Linked DNA regions of Homo sapiens: region 2 is linked to region 1. A link is an interaction called in ENCODE POLR2A ChIA-PET data of the cell type or tissue named here. Cell type or tissue: CD4-positive, alpha-beta T cell. All regions are shown on one strand.

Region 1 (2,500 bases):
CATTAAATATCGGTAGGTGAATGACTTAATACCTGTTTCAGATGCTTCAGGAATTAGCAAACATCTGTAACTCTTGCTGAGCTAAACCGGAGTATCATGTAGAAAAATATATAGTAGTAGTATAATTATAGTGGTATTAGATTATCCTAAAATCATAAATTTAAGAGGCATCCAAACACATGTTCTTCCTGAGAAACTAATTCTGCCTATTTTCCCTGCTTGGAGCTTTTTTACCTGCAAGTCTACAGACTATAATTTTTGAAAATAGATCCATATAAATCTTTCTGGAACTATTTATGTAAATGCTTTATTTTCCAGTAATCTCAGAGAATTGGCTTTCTGTACCCTGCTAATCTCCTTCTCTCAAAACAAACCAAACAAAAAGAAAACATGCTCCAGGAAACTGAGCATTCTCTATGATCTAATTAAGCAACACAGAAATATTGACATTCCACAAGTACTGACAATTATTTTTTAGCCTAAAAGACAAGAGTAAGTGTAATTATGTTGCCAGTTTAAGATCTACCTTGGAAAAATACAAACTACACCATCAAGAACTCTGTATCCTGCCTGTAATCCTAGCACTTTGGGAGGTTGAGGAGGGTGGATCACTTGAGCTCAAGTGTTCGAGACCAGCCTATCCAATATGGTGAAACCCTATCCCCACTAAAAATACAAAAATTAGCCAGGCATGGTAGTGGGCATCTATAATCCCAGCTACTCAGGGAGGCTGAGGCAGAAGAATTGCTTTAACCCAGGAAGCAGAGGTTACAGTGAACTGAGATCGTACTAGGCAACAGAGTGAGACTCCATCTCAAAAAAAAACGAAAAACAAAAAACAAAATTAAAAAAAATTATCAAAAATCAATGAGAAAACTTGATTAGTAATTAACTCTTTCTGCCACCAAAATGTCAGGGGTATAGTCTATGTCCCATTGCTCGCTACACAGAAAGCCAATCACTGATACAATGAGTATTGCCAGGGAAGAAAGGTTTTATTTAGGTGACGTGAGCCAGGGAGATGGGAAATAAGTCTCAAATCCGTCTCTCCAACTGACTAAAGTTGGGGATTTATATATCAGGGAAGGAATGTAACTATGAGCAGGAAAACAGAAATCAGGGAGGAGTAAGGAAGAGGTGATGGTCAATAGGAAGCACGCAGTCAGTTTGGGAATCATGATGGGTGAGGGATCTGGCATCTCATTGTCTGGATGCAGTGATCTGGTGAGTTTCAGTTCCTTGATACTATCTGAGAAGGCCTGATGATGATTTCCTGAGAAAGGAACTCAGATTGTAAGTTTCAAGCTTTAAGACCAGGAGGGTCAATTTCTATGTTTATTTTAAAAGACTGAAAACATCAGTTCTATGGGAAAATTAGACTGGTTTCATTTCTACTGCACACAAATGTTTCTCCCAGATACATATGTTAGGAAAGTCAGTATAAATCCCAACTTGTGTATGAAGTAATATACCTTCTGCAAGAAAGTCTCTCCTTTAAGTAATGGAAACTTAGACAATGTAGAAACCTAAGCCTAAAATAGCATTTATATTCTTTGGAAGCACTTGTCATCTGTGATGTGATATACAATATATTTCCGTACCTTTGCCTAGAAAGTTGGCCAGAACCCATTTAAATGTTGTTGGTTTAAAAAACGAAATGACAGGCTGGGTGTGGTGGCTCACGCCTATAATCCCGGAACTTTGGGAGGCCGAGGCAGGCAGTTCACCTGAGATTGGGACTTCGAGACCAGCCTGACCAACATGGAGAAACTCCATCTCTACTAAAAATACAAAATTAGCTGGGCGTGGTGATGCATGCCTATAATCCCAGCTACTAGGGAGGCTGAGGCAGGAGAATTGCTTGAACCCAGGAGGCAGAGGTTGCGGTGAGCCGAGATCACACCATTGCACTCCAGCCTGGACAGCAAGAGCGAAACTGCGTCTCAAAAAAAAAAAAAAAAAAAAAAAAAAAAAGATAGACTTATTTTTCACATTGAAACCCTTCAAGTTCTGCAGCAAGGAGAAATCCAAAATAGCTTGCCTAGGGGGCATCGAAATGCCAATACCCAATGGAAGAAAATATCTCATCAAGAAAAAGGTCAAGTTAAACCAGGAAAATGGGAGATGGAATCTAATTACCGTCTCCTAACTCAACATTTAATCATTAGGTAAGTACCATAAGAGAAGATAATGGATGAAAAGGAACATCATAAAGAGAAAGAATCAAAATTACCAAAAATTGTTTAAGAAAGAGAATGACTAGAATCATCCTTTAGGATCCACACCACGAATCAGGTGGCATCATAGTGCACATTATAATGAAATGCAGTTACTTCTCATGATTAAAGGACTTGGAGTGGGGACCCAGACATACTACTTTCTCCAACTTCATTTCATTTTAAGACACAATTTTCTTCCATCATCATTAAACATTTAAGAAATTATTGTGTGTTTTATAATAAGAGAGGTCAGAATGTCTACCTGCTGGCACACTGAGGCT
Region 2 (2,500 bases), 330 kb before region 1:
CCCACTCTCATTACCCAATATTCTAACAATGGGAGACAGACCATAAGGAATCAGCAAATAAATACACAACTTAAAAAATCAAATTGCATATTATGTGTTGGGGAACTGCATGTCTTTAAGTAGGGCTGGGGCAAAGGTTGCATGTTGGAGGTGGGGGTGGAACAAGTGAAAAATGATGAGACTGGAGAACGTAGAAAAGGCCAGCCATGAGAAGGCCTTTCATGCATTAAGCGGCATCAGGAAGAGGATATGGACCTAGATTTGCATTACAGAAAGGTCACTGGCTTATGACTGCAGAGAGACTTGTGGAGTGGCTGCAGGGAGGCCAATTATTAGACAATTGGAATAATTTAGATATGCAATGATGAGGTCTTAGTGAGGAGAGGGTGGAAATGAGAGTTACAAAGGAGATGCTGTGCGCAGGACTAGGGAGTTGTATCACAGGAATGAAGGTAAGGGAAGGCTCTGAGGATGACCCCTCCTTCCTCCTTCCAGGTTTCAGGCAGAAAATAAGCAGCATGTGTTTCCTTGAGTTCAGTGCAGCCATTCTGATTTGTGTACACTTTTACATTAAAATAAGTATTGTTTACAAGATGTCACAAAAAGGCTAATAAACTAAAATTTTACTCTGTCTTACTAGAAAGCAGTGGGAATAAATTATGTTATTTTAATGTAATATGTGGTTTATGCATTTTGGTTATTTGGCTTGTTTCCATTTGCTGTTCCAGATAGCACCTCTTATGAATAGCATCACTGTGAGTGGGGCATCCATAGAGCCTGTTGGGGTGGGCACCCACCAAACAGCATCATTGGATGAAGAATGTCTGCCCAACATGACAAGTTGGGAGAAAAACTCATTTGAATATATAGGTTATGGACTGAATGTTTGTGTCCCCCCAAATTTATATGTTGAAACCCTATACTCAGTTATGATGGTATTAGTAGGTGGGGCCTTTGGGAGGTAATTAGGATTAGATGAGCTCATGAGTCAGGGAGCCTTCATAAATGGAGTTAGTGCCCTTATAAGAAGTAACAGGAGAGGCCAGGCACTGTGGCTCATGCCTGTAATCCTATCACTTTGGGAGGCCGAGGCGGGTGGATCACCTGAGGTCAGGAGTTCGAGACCAGCCTGCCCAACATGGAGAAACCCCGTCTCTACTAAAAAAAACAAAAAATTAGCTGGGCGTGGTGGTGGGCACCTGTAATCCCAGCTACTCTGGAGGCTAAGGCAGGAGAATCGCTTGAACCTGGGAGGCCGAGGTTGCAGTGAGCCAAGATTGCACCATTGCACTTCAGCCTGGGTGACAAGAGTGAAACTCTGTCTCAAAAAAAAAAAAAAAAAAAAAAAAGAAGAAGTAACAGGAGAGTTTGCTTCCCCTTTCTGCTTTCTGCTGACAGAAGTCAGCAATCTGCAACTGTGAGAGGACCCTCACTGGAACTGACCATACAGGCACCCTGATCTCAGACTTCCAACTTCCAGAACTGTGGAACTATGGGAAATATATTTCCATTGTTTAGAAGTCACCTCGTTTATAGTATTTTGTTATAGCAGCCTGAACTAAGAAAATTAGTACCAAAAAGTGGGTGTACTGTTGTAACAAATAGCTAAAAATATGAAACTGCATAGTGGGGAGAGGCTGGAAGAATTCTGAGGTGCATATTAGAAATATGGATGTTAAAGGTCATTCTGGTGAGAGCTCAGAAAGAAAAGAGGAGAGCTGGAGAGAAAACCTCAATCTTCTTAGAGAATACCTAAGTAATCCTGAACAGAACATTGATGGATGGTAAAGGCCATTCTGATGAGGACTATGTTACTGGAAACTGGAGGAAAGGCCATCCTTGTTATAAAGGAGGGAAGAACGTGGCTGACTTGTGTTCATATTCTAGTATTTTTTGAAAGATAGAACTTGTGAGAGATTTTACTGGATATTTAGCTGAGGAGATTTCTAGGCAAAGTGTTAAAAATGTGGCTTGGCTTTTCCTGACTGCTTGTAGTAAAATAAGACACAAGAGAAATGACTTAAAGACAGAATTTCTGGGCAAAAAGAAAGCAGAACTTAAAAATTTGGAAAGTTCTCAGCCTGTTCATATTGCAAAAAATGAGAACACCAGTGGTGTGGCCAAATCCCCTTTGATAAGGAGATTAGTATGGGTGGGAACCATGGACCTAATCAGCCATCCCAGCAGGAAAATTGTCAGTTTGAACTGATGAGGATGAAGAAGGGAAAGAAGGAAGGAAGGCTGTCAAACTTATATTTAACTGTATGGATCATAGAGCTATTCAACTGTGAACATGCACTGTTCTTCAAGACAAGGGAAGAAGGACCATGAAGGCAACTCAGAGGTCATCAGGGTTGCTTCTTTGGTTTCCAAAGGGGAGGACCATTGCTTTGCTTTCCACAGGCCAGATAGCCCCAACCCAAAGCCATGGGGACAGGGCCACCCAAAACTCTAATCACCTAATAGATTCTTCTTGCCCACTGCACAGATAGAGCCGATT

Evidence for each region. ChIA-PET counts read pairs that join two places held together with the same protein. Peaks named below come from ENCODE experiments on the same cell type or tissue, not always from the same donor. Only the 100,000 strongest peaks of a DNase experiment are listed, where the experiment ranks them.
Region 2: POLR2A ChIA-PET joins it to region 1 with 5 read pairs; 2 of 35 experiments call an interaction of 5 or more read pairs at or near these places.

What each region holds. Positions count from the first base shown.
Region 1 is chr12:47,273,675-47,276,174 of GRCh38, reverse strand. No RefSeq gene overlaps it. Among named protein-coding and RNA genes, the nearest start is that of PCED1B-AS1, 58 kb to the right of the region's middle. In CD4-positive, alpha-beta T cell, no CTCF peak of the experiment used is centred here; no DNase peak of the experiment used is centred here; H3K27ac peaks cover 991 bases.
Region 2 is chr12:47,607,749-47,610,248 of GRCh38, reverse strand. No RefSeq gene overlaps it. Among named protein-coding and RNA genes, the nearest start is that of RPAP3, 97 kb to the left of the region's middle. In CD4-positive, alpha-beta T cell, no CTCF peak of the experiment used is centred here; no DNase peak of the experiment used is centred here.